Linked DNA regions of Homo sapiens: region 2 is linked to region 1. The links are chromatin loops, found by intact Hi-C in ENCODE. Cell type or tissue: Panc1. All regions are shown on one strand.

Region 1 (8,000 bases):
AAAGGATGTGACATAGTTTTGGGAAACTGGCCATTTTTAAGATTAGAGAGATTTAAACTTACTCTTTTTTGTCTTTCAATGTCTGAGTTTGGTTTTTTTTTTCTGGTTGGTCAAGTGGTGTGGTTTGGTTTTTATTAAAGTGGCAGGCTGCAAAGACATGTTTTTGTAGTCATTCTAACATATCTCAGCAAAAAATCAAATTAGGGATTCACATTTTAATGCTATAAACTGCTTGCAATTAAGAATCTTTATTTCTAAAATTTATTTCCTAATAATGATAAAGATGGAAAACATGGATATCTTAGTTGTAGTGTTATTTGCTCTACTAAAAAACACAGAAAGTTTGTTCACATTTTTAAGGGTCCCTTATACATTACTATCTATCTAAATATCATGTATCTATTTATAATCTATCAACTTACCTACTTGTGTATCCACTATATACATTATTCATTAATAAATGATATCTACACATGGCAATTTTTTTTCTTTTAAATATGGACATACTTATTTCTGCAAGGACCACTATGAACTTTTCTCTTTATTGGCGGCCCAAACTCCCTCTGTGAATTCAACAAGCATTAACTGAGGGCTTATTGAAGTGTATTCAAGGCTGGGGACACAAAGACGAAGAAAAAAAATAAAATGAAGGAAAAAAAGTCTTAATAAAGACACAGTCTTGCAAGTAAATATGTGTTTCTCTATGTGATTATTGATAAAAAGTATAAAATGAAAAAATGTTGAATTATTCAATGAACTTCAAAAAATAATGGTTTGGTTGATATGAACTTTGACAGGAAGTGGGACCTTAGCAAGTGGAAGAAATCTCAAATAGGGCATTCTGGCTCTTTTTCTTAACAATCTTACTATATAGATTTCAATGAAAAATACGGATAAAGATTTATATTTTGAGTAAACAGGGTAAAAAAGTATTTAATCTATTTAGCATCCTTTATGTGATGGACATAAAAACAACATAATTTTATTTTTATTACATTTTAGTCATATCGATATTTTCAGTAAATACATCTAAGAATAGTTTATGTCTATCAAACTGAAAGAGTAAATGAAGTCACCTCTGTAGACCACTGTAGACTTGAGCCAAGTCTGCTCTTGGATTGGCTCCCAGAGCTGACATTGATTTCAGTAGCAGTTGCATGCAGAAATCTCAGCAATGAAATTAGCTGATGGACAGGATGTTATTACAAAGAGCGAATCTGTAAAATGTTTCAAATATCAGTAACAGCCAAAAGGGAAAAAAAAGGCAGTTAATCAAATGTCAAAGCAACATCATGTAGAGCCAGTTTTGTCTGTAAAAAAGTACATTTGGTTCTTTGTGACTGAATCAAACTTCATCATCTCAAGACTAAAATATGTGACCTTCTACATTTCAAAGTAGAGGCTTCCATTAAATAACAAATCATTATAATCTGTAAAAAAAGAATCGATGAGGAAAACACACATATTTATGTGGTCTGGGAAAAAATGAAACAATAGAAAAGAAAATATATGAAATATAAGAAAAAGTAGCATTTAGATTCCAATAAATATCTATAGTTCAGAAACACAACCAGAGAAATCCCTCAAACTGTGAATCTGATGATATTACCTCCAGTGGTGGAATTCTTTAGTGGCCTGTCATTTCTTTCACAGGAGACTTAAAGTATCTTAGCATGAAACCCAAGATTATCCATGGCTTGGCTCCCACCTCACTCTACAGCCTATCTCTTCCATGCTTCTCCATGCTCATACCCTTTCCTTCAGACCCACAAACTGTCTTCAGTCCCACATGCTTCCCCACATCTAAGGCCCTTTATATAAACCATTCATCTCTACCAGAGGCTCCTTCTTGAAGCTTATAATTAACTGAGCATACTGCTGTGCTGGCCCAGCAGAGTTGCTTTTAGTGAATCCTGATTCTGGGAAGACTCAGGAAGCTATTGCAAAAAGTGTTAGCATTTTAATATTAATAAAAGCTTTTAAACCATACCCTATTTAAATGAGTTGTCTAAAAATTGTAATGGCTAGGAGATGTGAGGCAATCCATTATTAACATCAGGAATTTTGTGTATCACAAAAGCCTGAGCCTTGAAGTATAATTAACAGAACAGAATTAACTCTCATCATTGAAAAAGAAATCAAATGTAATATTAGAACTTGAAAATGTCTAAAAACAACTGTAACTGGTGAATAGCATTAGCACCGGAAAGCCAGAGACACTTAAAAATGGTGACGACAACCCTTTAAAACAGTAGCAAACAAATGGAACCATCTGTTTCCAGAAACTGAATTTATCCATAGGTGTTCCAGGTCTTTGCAGAATCATCAGTGAATCAAGCACATAATATAATATACCTATTTGCAATTAGAAAATATATAAATTAGAAGGTACATTTTGAAATAGTCATGTATTCAAAATCACTTGTTAATGAGGCATCTGTGAAGGAGTTCTGTTATCCTCAAATATCCAAGTATCTCAGAACCAGATATTATGAGAAATGTTCCACAGTATGTCATAACTGTAAAAGAAATCCACAATTATAATAAGATAATCCATAAAAGCAATAATATATTGTATTTACTGTGACATGGTTTGGCTGTGTGTCTCCACCCAAATCTCATGTCTAATTGTAATACCCATGTGTCAGAAGGAGCCTAGTGGGAGGTGATTGGATCATGGTGGCAGATATCCCCCTTGCTGTTTTCGTAATAATGAGTGAGTTCTCACGAGATCTGATGGTTTAAAAGTGTGGCACTTCCCATTTTGCTTTCTCTGTCTCTCCTGCCACCATGTAAGACGGGCCCTGCTTCTCCTTTGCCTTTGGCCAGGATTGTAAGGTTCCTCCCCAGCCATGTGAAATTGTGAGTCAATTAAACCTATTTTCTTTGTAAATGACCCAGTCTCAGGTAGTTCTTCATAGCAGTGTGGAAATGGAGTAATAAATATTATGAATGGATATTTTATAAATATCTATCTCAGAGGAGGCTGAGAGACTGTTACTTGACCCCAGTGGCCAAGTGGTTAAGTGGTAGGTAGAATCAACTTTTGAGTCTCCATTATTTGACTTTAAAGTCCATATTTTTAGTAAAATATTCCATGGATATTACTAAAGAAAAAGAAAAAAACCTCCCACATTCATTCTATTATCTGCAAAAAATAATACTTGTGGAAGAAGAAAAATTATGTGGTTTTTCTAAGGTTCAAATGCTCTCATATCTTCAGTCATATTTGAGCAAACTGGCCCAATGGGAGATGAACCATAGATGTATTCCTAGCATTTTCAGATGTCATTTCCTATCATTTAAAAAATCTATACTTTTCTACTAGACTTAATTTATCTTTATACTCTGGTCAGCCCATGCAGTGCCTTGTACATACTTAGTCATACAATCCCTGAACTTCAAATTTAGGTATAGCATAAAAATTTTTCTTATAACTAACTACTAAAGAATTATTGTTGCCTAGACAAAATTTATCTCCCATTTTTTCTTCCTTTTGGGTCACTGGGCTTCATTGGCTGGAACATGAGGACGACAGTAAAAGTGGGTAGAATTCACCTATTCTCTGTGCAAGGAAATCTCATAGCATGCCTAGCTCTAGGGAAATCCCACTACTTTTTCTTGTAATTATTTCAGCAATTCAGATGTTAGAGAATTATTACATGACATGACTATTATTCACCCATAGGGGACACAGTCAGATAATAAGACATTTTCTCCCATATTTAAAGGATAGATCTCTCTCCTTTTAGGTATGAACAAAGGCCTTTTGCCCCTATGGCTGCTGGCTGCCATCTTGTGGCCACAATAGAAGTTGATCTAAAGGCTAAGGCAACACAGTGGGCCAGAGTCAAGGGGCTCCACGAAGAAACAGAGATGGAGACTTGAACTCACCAGCTGATTGAGTCTATCCTACGTCTTGCTATGTACTACAATGTTTCCTTATTCATAGAGTTGGTTTGAATCACAGGATCTGTCGCTTATATTTGAGAGCACCTAATTTATATAAGATATATAATTTGGTTAATGAAATAAAAGCTGCATATCAGAATGTACATCTTACCTAAAATGTAGGTCCAATTCGGGAAATGTCACCCCAAAATGTGATGCTTCAGTGTGCTGATCACTTTGAACTGAAGGCACTTGGGAAAACAGTGGATTCAGGCAGAGGCTTTTTCTCAGCTCCTCTAATCTGCATAAAGATGGATCCTCCAAATGAATCTTACATGTCATAAATCCCCTTCTCAGGAATTCTTCCAACCACGAAAGACTGACTTAAATGGCTGGAGAGGAGCCTAGAGGCCAATACTAACCCAGTAAGGCTGTCCTCTCTTCTTAGGGCTGCTCATTGACTACTTTTGTTACGTGGGAGACTTTTTTCTGCATAACAAGACCACCTTTATTCACCATACATTTCCTTGCCTCACCTTCCCATAACTTGTGTTGCCCCAAGAAGCCCCAATTTCCTATTCCTTTCTTTAGCTCAGGATGCAATTATATGAGCTTCAATATTCTGACCCTTCTTTGAGTCTCAGATTTTGCGGAACTCTTGTGCATATATATATGATTAAATGTGGTTTATTTCCTTAATCTGTTTTATGTCAATTTAACTCATAGGCCAGCCAAGGAACGTAGAAGAGTGGAGGGAAGCTATTCTTCACTTGCTTAGACATTCAAGAAAAACATATTCAAATAAAAGTTGTATCATATCTATCAGTCCTGGTCCAATAGTTTCATATAAGCATAATATTGAACTTAATTAAAATTATTTAGAAAAATAGGCATAGTGATACTTTGAATAGCATCGTACCAAAACAGTATTTATTTTTAATTTGTCAAAAGGACAGATTGTGTTACTATTGGCTTAAAGTCATTCAATGGAACCACATTGCACTTAAAAATTCTCTCTTCTAATCAAGGCTCAGTCTAAACTCTCGATTAATTTGGCTTCCAGTGTAAGGATTCATAAGGCCATAAAGTCTTACACTTCAGGCTTCAGTGCAAATGTCACCTCGTCTGAGAAGTTTTATCCTTCCACTGTATCTAAATCCATGTCTTCCTTTCCAGCATTTATCACCTTGTTCACTTCCTTCATAACTCTTATCACTAGCCTGAATGTATTTTGCTTACTTGTTCCTTTACTAATTTATCTCTGTCTACACTTGTGAGATTATTGATTCCATTCTGCTTGAATGGAATCCATTGTTACCTGGGAGACTTTTCTCTGCATAACAAAACCACCTTTATTCACCATACATTTCCTTGCCTAACCTTCCCATAACTTGTGTTGCCCCAAGAAGCCCCAATTTCCTATTCCTTTCTTTAGCTCAGGATGCAATTATATAAGCTTCAATATTCTGGCCCTTCTTTGAGTCTCAGATTTTGTGGAACTCTTGTGCATATAGATATGATTAGATGTGGTTTATTTCCTTAATCTGTTTTATGACAGGGTTCCTGCTTCTCATCCTCAGCATTAAATTCCCAGCAAATAGAACTGGCTCCCAGTAGGCAATCGAGTATTTGTTTAATAAATGAGTGAATGACTAAATACACGAAAGTCCTCTAAAACACCAAGGTTTTCTCAGTTTTGTTTCATAGTACTCTGAATAATATATGGAATATATTTTTCTATTCAAATCATATGAAAAGTAGTGTTCAATTGAGTTTAACAGGCCAGTCTTAAATACATTTGCATGAAATATCCTCCTTCATCTTAACACTTTACTATTTTTTTCCACTTTGTACATTGGTTAGATTATCTCTTTTGAGTGATCAAGAAATATTTAGATAGCTGTGATGAGGGAGGGAAGGAGAACGAGACCTGGACTTTTACAGTGCAGGGCTTCTAAATGACCTACTCTATCTTCTATTCCAATAGAAAAATTGGTCCCCAAAAACGTTTCCTTGATGAATAGCATGGCAATTTCAAAGTTGTGAGTTTTTTCTCTGTTTACATGACCTTAAATTGCAGTGAAATCCACAAGCATTTAAAAGTACAAAGACTGCAAGGCCCTTTCTGACACTCATTTCATGTCTACAATTACCCAAACTCAAAACACATGTGAATAATACTGAATAGAAATACTTCAATACAATTTTTTTCTTTTTAAATAAAATGAAAAGACCTAGGCAGTAGTCTGTACTCTGTTTTTCCACAACTTGAATTTAGATTGACAATATAAAATACCTTTTTTCATCACAGATTTAACAGAAACTATGCCTGATTCTTAAATTCTGATATTCCTGTTTTTGTATCATAGGTAAGGGAAATTGTTTGATAAGCCACTTATATTGTTAGCACTATATTCAGCTATGAACACTGTATTCACTTATATTGTTAGCACTGTATTTTATTTTCTGTGTTCTAATGCTTTGACATTGGAGCCTTGCTGACTTTAGAGGGACTGTACCTCCTAGAGTTAGCCAGTTCTTAGGGATAGTAAACAACTCACCCAGGAACATGCTTTCAAACACAAATCAATGAATCTAGAGTCCAGGACAACATCGCATGTCAGGCTTTCACACTCTAGGTGACTATCCTGTCCTTACCAACCCCTGGGTCAAGTACTAGACAACTATTCTCCAGAACTCACTAGATGACCCCCGTGTTTCTCAGTGTGAACCCCCATTTTATCATATCTTCTTCCTCTTAGGAACTATGTTGTCTTGGTGCATTGGGGCTGTTATAACAAAATATCATAAACTGAGTAACTCAAACGACAGAAATTTATTTCTTACAGTCTTGGGAGTCTGGAAAGTCCAAGATCAAGACACTGATTGACTCCATGTGATGAGAGCCTGCTTCCTAGTTCACAAATATTGCCTTCTAGCTGTGTCCTTACATGGTGGAAAGGGTAAGGGGGTATTTCTCAGACCACTTTTATAAGGGCACTAAGTTCCACCTTCATTTCTACCTCACTTTCCAAAGGTATTGTTACAGGTAGTTAGGCAGACATGAGCAGGGCAGGGAAGGCTCTCCTCCATCCACTAGGAATGTTGGATGATTGTTTGGCAATTATCACATTGCCTCTCTAAAAGTGATAAATTGGTGGTTCCAGGGAGAGGCCAGTTCCTGATGGTCCACACCTGTTGCAAATTGTTAATTGAGTGCAGGCTCCTGGGGGAAGCAACTTCCCAGTCATATGTATCAAAAGACAAAATGGTGGAGTGTCACCTTCTGGGGGCACACCACTGGAAAAGGGAAGAAAGCCTGAGATGGGCTTGCATACAACTTCCTAAACACACTGTGAGTGCTCACCTCCCAAGGGTAAGGAGGGCACTGTGCATGTGGGCCGCCCACCCTAAGGGAAGAATCACTGGAAAGGGGCCAGCCTATAAAGTCCTAGGATCATGATTAAACATGGCACTCGGTGCCTGCTTGGGTCTCTTGAAGTATCCCTTCCTTTATTTTCTATTCCAAAGCTTTTTAAATAAAACTTCCACTCCTGCTCTAAAACTTGCCTCAGTCTCTTTTTCTGCCTTATACCCCTCAGTCAAATTCGTTCTTCTAAGGAGGCAAGAATTAAGGTTGCTGTGGACCTGTACATATTTGCCACCAGTAACTTGAATATTTGCCACGGGTAATGGTACCAACTCCTAATAACATCACCCGGAGAGTTAAAATTTCAAGTTATTAATTGAGGGGCACAAATATTCAGACCATAGTATATGACTAAGAAACTATCTTTTCAGTTGCAATTTTCTTCTAATCTATTCACCTTAGCATACCTACATAATAATAAAACCTCCTAAAATAAATACATAAGGTATATTTAGTTATATGGCAAAAGGGTTATAAAGTTAGTTTCTTAGGATAAAGAAACACACTGAAAACTCCACTAATAAGTTTAAAAACTATGAAAGACCTTGAAAATAAAAAGTTGAGTGAAAAATATCAAATGTGTAATGTATAATCGTTTTTGCATTTAAAATAGTATTCATAAGGTTTTCATAGTTTTGCTTTCAATTTGACCTCATAATTCTATCATTTTGCCCATTGT
Region 2 (8,000 bases), 670 kb before region 1:
TGTATTTAAGTTTAAGTGTATTATAGTTACAAATATTAGACTTAGTGTCATAGGGTTTCTACAATCCGTATGCAAATATGTGTAATGTGCATATATATGTACTTTAATTTTTAAGAAAGTGCATCTAATTCTCAAGTAAATCTGAGATTCATGCAATGGTGAGATCAACTGATGTGGCTAAGAACTTTATTTTACAGATGAGAAAATAAATATCGAGAAATGTTAAATTTTGGCAGAGTTAAAGTCAGGTACTTGTCCTTCAAATTAACTGTTTGTTTTCCCCAACGGCATCAATTTGTATGTGTCTCTTGATGCAACTAATATATAATTCAACATATAGCACAATTATCAATAACATTATCATAGTGAAAAGCTAGTTTTTGTATGAAATTCATTTTGTTTTATTTCAAACATACCTTCTTAGTTATGTTTCCTTAGGCCAAGGAACTCAGCATTCCCAGACCTGGCTGATGACAATCTCTCATATGAGTTGTTAACTTGTTTCACCCTCTTTCTGTAAGATAATCATTGATAATAGGGACCTCTAGAATCCATGTATAGATGAAATAGCCTCTGTTAGCCTGAGAATCTGAATTTTTCTGTGGAGTAGAGACCTGTTCTGCTATGCTACCAATCCAGACATATCAATTTTTAATTCACATAAAGAAGAAAACAAACCTCTATTGAGCTAAGCTACTGAGATTTGTATTTTTACCTATTACAGAAAGCAGCATTATCTTAAATATCAAGACATTAGGACACCATCTAGAAATGGAATTCAGGTCTTTAATTTCAGGTTAGTTTCATATATTGTATTCAAATTTAAAAATAACTAATTTTACCATTAAAATCTATTCAATGGCCTCTCCATTAACACCGATTGTGAAAATAAATTCTTTTAAAGAAAAGTAGCTGTGTGTGGTGGCTCATGCCTGCGAATTGGACACCAGCCTGGGCAACATGGGGAAACCGCTACAAAAAAATACAAAAATTAACTAGACATGCTGGCACACACCTGTAGTTCCAGTTACTCAAAAAGCTGGGCAATAGAGCCAGATCTTGTCTCAAAAAAAAAAAAAAAAGGAAAGAAGAAGAAAGAAGAAAGCAAGAAAAGGAAGGAAGAAAGGAGGGAAGGAAGCGAAGGAAGGAAAAGAAAAGCAATCGAAATTGTCAGGCATTTAAGACACCAACAAGTTGTGTATGGAGAAATCAAATTCAAACATCTCTTTTAGAAAGTCAAGGAAAAATAACTCTATATTTTAAAATAAAAATTTAAAATACATTCTCATTTAGAGGTATTAGGTAAATTTAAATTAACACAGTAAACAATTGTATAACAATATATTATTCAATATAGAATCATTTGATAATTAGTATTCCAAATAAATAATAGTTTAGGAAATCTTACTGTACATAGGGTACTATCAATTAGTGGCTTATTGATGAATCCTAAAAAGCAACATATGAAAAACCTATGCCTCTCTTCATTAGTACCTCAAAGATAAGTTAGCCTAGATGTTCTGGAATGGAAATCTACTTTGCAGTGTAGACATAGGCCTAAGTCTGGGCACTATTCCCTAAGGCCTTGAAAGAAGTTGTAGGTTTATATTTGTCTCAGCTGATAATCAGTGGTGAGAAGTCCACCTATGTTTGAAGACACTGACATTTACACTTTCAAGGAGTAGTAGAAGGGGCAATGACAGTGATGGTGGCCAACATAGTATAAGGAGATCAAGCTCCCATTTTTTCTTGTATTTTCTTTCTTTTATTTATTTATTTACTATTTATATATTTGTGTGTCACCTAGGATCTCCAAACAGCATGTGTGTATGTGTGTTAATGTATATACATATATATATATATATATATACTCACACAGCAATTTTTTTAGTATAAGAGATTTGATCATTGTATAAGAAAATTACCAATAATTATATAAAATCAATAAAAACAATTATCTTCACTGGGAAAGATAAATGCTTCTTAAATAAATAAGATCAAAATCACATGAAATAAAATTTAAAATGTTAAAAAATGATGTCTTTTGCCATTAACACATACAAATTTCAAAAATCTTAGGTTGGAATAATATATTTTATTATATGTTTAAAGAATACTTAAGTAAATTAAATATTAACTAATTTTTACTGTAAAACTGCCCATAAAATGACATAGCATTGGACATTATTTTTTAAATTTACAGTAAAATATTATTTAAAAATATGTGGTTAGTTGAAAAATGAAAAAAAGATCCTTATTCTCAATCCTTCCTTTATTCATGAATTTTGCAATGTATTTTTGCAAGTCCTCACACTGAGGTGAATCCGTTTTTCCCACCCCTTCAATCTGGGTTGCCTTGTAATTAGAGTTAACCAATAACAGTAGTAAGATGAAAATGTGCCAGTTCTATGCTTAGGCCTGCAGAGACAGGACTTGCATGCTTCTGTTCTTAGATTCCTATATGTGCCATGAGAATCAGCTTAGGATGATTTTCTGGAGGATGAGAGACCATGAGGAACAAAACTGAGGCAACCTACTTTTCCAAGTTGAACCTCAAACATATGAGAGCACTCAGCCAATATCAGCAAATCACCTAGCTATCCTCTATCCTATCTGACCACAGACATGTAATCAATTCCAGTGGTATTGGCCAAGGAGTTTTGTAGTGGTTTGTTACATCATATGACTGTAGCTGTAGATAATTAAAACAGAATCTTATACATAACTATATAGAATTCTGTAGATTCTTTAGACTAATTGTGTATATCCCTGCCCTTGACCTGCAATCAGCCTAATCACAAATATTAAAAACTCTTTAAGAAGTTACTAACTTTATTCAGTAAATAAATTGTAAGAAAAAGGAAGATAGTGGTAAAGGTAATTTTACTTGACAGACTCAAAGCACACTTCAATAAAATGTCATATGTGGCTTTGTTTAGATCCTAACTTTAATAAATAAATTATAAGTAAAAGCATTTGTGATTCATATAGGAAGAATTAAATACTAAAATTATTGATAATAATTTTGTATTTTAATAGTATAATGACAATATTGTGAATATGTTTTTTTAAAAAAGAATCTTAATTTTTGCGACCAGCATTATCACACCAGAGCCACATAAGGACATCACACACACACACAAAAAGCTACAGACCAATATCCTTGATGAAAGTAGATACAAAAATTCTCAACAAAATACTAGCAAACAGAATTCAACAACAATTAAAAGGATCATTCACCATTATCAAGTGTGCTTTATCCATAGGATGCATGGATGGTTCAACATATGCAGATCAATAAATGTGATACACCATATTATCCAAATAAAAGAAAAACAAATATAGTCATCCCATTAGATGCAGAAACAACATCTGACAAAATTAAACATCTTTTCAAAAAAACTCTCACCAAATTACATATAGAAGAAATGGACCTCAATACAATAAATGCCATGTATGATGAGCCCACAGTTAACATAGTTAATGGTGAAAAACTGACACTTTTTATATAAGACCTTGAAACAAGACAAGGGTGCCTGTTCTCACCACTTCTATTCAATATAGTATCAGAGGTCCTTGTTAGACTAATGAGACAGGATAAATAAGTAAAAGACCTCCAAATAAGAAAAGAAGTGAAATTGTCACTATTTCCTCATAACATGGTCTTATATATAGAAAACCCTAAATATTCCACAAAAAGTGTTCAAACTGATAAATGAATGCAGTAAAGTTTCTGGATAAAAAATTAACATAAAAATCAATACTATTTCTATGCACCAAAAACTTTCTAAGAGATGCTTATTGGATTATTTAAAGAGGATATGATATATTTGGAATTTAAAAAATCCAATGTTAGTAGTAGAGAAGTGGGTTATACTATAGGCTAACACTTCTTAAAGTTTAACATACATGAGAATCATCTTTAAGATGTTTAAGAAGTTTAACATGTATGATTCTCAGATGATTCTGAGAATGCAGATTCTAATTCAGTACTTTTGCCGCGGGACCTGAGATTCTACTTGTCTAGCAAGCTCCCAGACAAGCCCACCTATTGTAGTAAGGTTGTAAATTTGATGAATGGCCATAAATACATAATTGTGTTTCTGGGTAATGGGTACATGAGGATTCATGGAATCATTGTCCCTATTTTTACATATTTTAAACATTTTTATAATTAAATTGTTTAAAATAATATTTCTAATTCAGTGAGGACCTAAATTCTGTGGGTTTTCTTTTTCGCTGACTTTAAATAAAATAACTATTTTCAAACGATGAACCATTGTGACCTAAGGGAGTTCAGGAAGCTTTGATGGAGGAGGTATTATTTATAGTTTGGCCTTGATGAGTGGACAAATATCAAAAATGTGGAATGAAGGAATGAGAGTGGAACATTCTAGGAGACAAAAACTGGCTTAGTAAATGCATAAAAGCAAAAATGGACATGGGATGTTTACACAGAAGACGACCACCTTGCATGGCATGCAAATGGAAATGTATTTACAAATTTTCAGGGTTGGAATGGAATTTAAGAATTCAAGATAGATCTTGGTGTTAGCTTTAATTGTGGAGCTTAGTGATCAAGTTGGAAAGCAAAAAACCAGAAACATAATTTAATGAACCACAAGATGGCAACAAAGTCCCTTCGGAACACATCTCACAGTTTGCCTCTTCCCCACCATAGGATAAAATCTGGAGTAGAATTCGAGAAGAAAATAGGAAGTCAGTCTTCTAAGCAAGTAGTTAAAATAATTAAAATTTGAACCTAGCTATTACCAAGAATGATTTAATCATCAGGGAACTCATGCATTTTAATCAGAGATATTAAATGCATTTATTAGCTCACATTAACTGATAGAAAAAGTACACATTCATATTTGATAAGTTTATTCTTCCTTAAATATCTTGGGCAAACAGCAGATAAAGTTTTACTGGAAGCACTAATAACACCACTAAGATGAATTCTGCATCTTTATTTATTATATTCATTATTGTGAATGGTTTTTGAATACCTATTCAAAACTGATGATACAGAGTAAAACAACAACAACAACAAAAACCTGGTGAATTTTTTCTTCCTAAAAGTTTCCATACATAGTGAAATTAATATTGTTATTATAAAAGAACATATGATTTAAGTATACCTATTTTTCTGATAAATGTAACATATTTATAAATTAGATTTCTTACATTATGTTTTGACCATACAAGGATCACTCTGGCCCTGTTTTTAGGTGCTCACTTTTTTCGTGCTAAATTTTTAAAGACACTGGAAACAAGGAAGTTGACTATTGCATTAAGATATTGCTATTAATGAGCTGTATGTGTAACTTGTCAAAAATTTCAGAAGCAAAACATAAATTTAAATAGAAATTTGTTGTGAATTTACTATGTGCTATGTAATATGTAATTTAAACAATAGTGAAGTAAAAATAAATAAAGCAAATTTGAAAGAATGTATGGTGAGCAGCGTTAAATGTGGAAAAACATTCAAACAAAGCCATAAAATTCTTTCTTGAAAATAGTGGTTAGGAATTCATTAGTTAATTAGTGATTGAGAGTTTCATCATCAATGATAAGATAAAATATTCTTATTTTAAATTAAAAGTGAAAATTTGTACAGTAATTGGGTGCTACTCTTTCAAGAACTTGGGCACAGAAGGGAAAAAGAAAGCTAGGACTGTATCTTAAGTGAGAATTCAAAATAAAGACAATTTAGAATAAAACAGTTGGATTTACTATGTAGGAGTGTCAGAGTGACATGATTTACAAGTTTGGGCTCTACTTGTATATTATAGATTAGTTTAAAAATGTTTTATGTGGGAAATAATATACACTTTAGTGTTTAATTAGTGTGGTATATTATGGTTTTATATTATGTTGGTGCAAAAGTAATTGTGGTTTTTGTCATTACTTTCAATATAAAAACTGCAATTACTTTTGCACCAACCTAATAGATTTAAAAATATATCGTTTACTCTCAGGGTTAAGTCTACGTTTCAAGTTAAACTGTTTATGGCTACAAAGTGAAAATTATGTAACTGGGAATGATATGAAACAAATTTTATTAAGAAAGACCAATCAGAAATGATTTTGAAACTTTCAAAAAGAAATATTATTTATAGTTTACTATTTCATATGGAACAAAGGACTTATAAACCATTGCATAGTGAAGATTTTCACAGTCATGTTTTTAATAAAACATTATAAATGGTTAGTAATCACCATAAAAATTGCAGGCAATTGAATGTCTCTAATTAATGATAATTTTTAAATACGTTATTTTATTTATCTTACTAAATTGTTTGGCAAATAGGCTTCATTAAAAAACATTAAGGTAATCAGCTTGTGCCTCCAGTACTAATTCTAAATTAAAGGAGACCTATTAATACAGAATTTTTTCATAGAAATTGACACGTGTGACTCCTTCTATGAACTGTAAACCTTTGTGTAGTATGGGTGCTTGAAAATTAAATGTCAGAAAATAAATTTAAAAATATGTGAAATATAAAAAATTAAATTACCATTTTGCACAATTAATTACTGAACTAATTACGCTCTTGAAACTTAGAGCTCAAAAAGCTTTTTAATGCAATAGCATAGAAGGCTTGTGTCTTTAGTTAGCCAAAGTTACTTGATTTTTTCTCTTTATTCATTACTGAACAAATCTTAACATTCTTGGTTTCACGACAATATTGTTCAAGAACACCTAAGCTCTCTCTTGGCTGATACAAAACCACTCTTAACAGCTTAGGTGAGATTCATTGAAAAGTGATCTCTTAAATAGAATGAGGTGCTTAGCATCCATTATTTTATTATTGGTTAGAAGAGAATGTTGGAACTCTTTAGGGTTCAAATACTTTATGAATAACTTGGAACAAAGTGAGATGTGTGTTGTTTAGAGGAGCAACATCAATACAGAAGATTTAGTAATAGGAATTTCATTTTTCTACGTTTGTTAAAACAAAATTATTATGACAGAAAGAACATTTAGATAATCCACATATTCAGTACTATTTGCCCGAAAGTAAAATATTCATTTATATTTGGTTTAATAACTGGCAAAATGTGACTCACAAACTGTGAGCACATTGTCTTAAAACCACATTTTTGTAATCCATCATTCTCGACAATTGAAAGTTGACTTTTGTTCCTAAGTAGGTAATTTATCTGTGTAATATTTTCCATTACTATTCAGTAAATATTGCTTGGGGATAGTGTGAGGTGGTAATTCCCTTTTTAAATAAGTTATCTATTTTTAAATCATTTAGAAGACATTGTATTCTAGCATTTGTTTAATATTATCATCCTTCAAGCTATGGATTCAATTTTGTTTCTTAAGATTTTCATTATATTTGCAAGCCTTATAAAATTATTTTTCTTTATGCCAATTAAATTATACATGGGTCAAACTAATTTATACCATTAGACTTTCATCCTTATAATTCCTAATGCATGTTGAGTTTCCCTTATCTGAAATGCTTGGAACCAGAAGCATTTAGATTTCAGGTGTTTTTAGATTTTGGAATATTCGTATATACACAATGAGAAACCTTGGAGATGGGACCCAAGTCTAAACACAAAATTCATTTATGCTTCATGTGTGCCTTATACATATAGCCTGAAGGTAATTTTATACAATATTTTTAATACAACTCTGTTGTGCCAAAAACAAAGTTTGTATATATTGAACCATCAGAAAGCAAATGTGCCAAATGTGAAATTTTCCACTTCTGGTGTCATGTTGGCACGCAAAAAGTTTTGAGTTTTGCAGCATTTCAAATTTCAGATTTTTGGATTAGAGATGCTCACCTTGTAACATTGGTGGAAAACATGTTATGAGTGCAAGAAGAGTTTGTAGGACCCCTTTATTAGCTAAAAGATAAGCTAGTTCGGCCGGGTGCGGTGGCTCACTCCTGTAATCCCAGCACTTTGGAAAGCCGAGAAGGGCGGATCACCTGAGGTCGGGAATTCGAGACCAGCCTGACCAACATGGAGAAACC

Evidence for each region. Hi-C counts contacts between places; a loop is a spot of excess contacts. Peaks named below come from ENCODE experiments on the same cell type or tissue, not always from the same donor. Only the 100,000 strongest peaks of a DNase experiment are listed, where the experiment ranks them.
Region 2: it touches region 1 in a loop (6-fold over the local background); 7 of 110 quality-filtered maps call a loop at or near these places.

The regions. Positions count from the first base shown.
Region 1 is chr13:61,282,136-61,290,135 of GRCh38, reverse strand. No RefSeq gene overlaps it. Among named protein-coding and RNA genes, the nearest start is that of MIR3169, 86 kb to the right of the region's middle. RefSeq lists an enhancer at 4,959-5,460. In Panc1, CTCF peaks have their summits at 3,621 and 3,821 (motif pointing left); no DNase peak of the experiment used is centred here.
Region 2 is chr13:61,950,938-61,958,937 of GRCh38, reverse strand. No RefSeq gene overlaps it. Among named protein-coding and RNA genes, the nearest start is that of LINC00358, 75 kb to the left of the region's middle. In Panc1, CTCF peaks have their summits at 4,418 and 4,617 (motif pointing right); a DNase peak (open chromatin) is centred at 4,617; H3K27ac peaks cover 366 bases.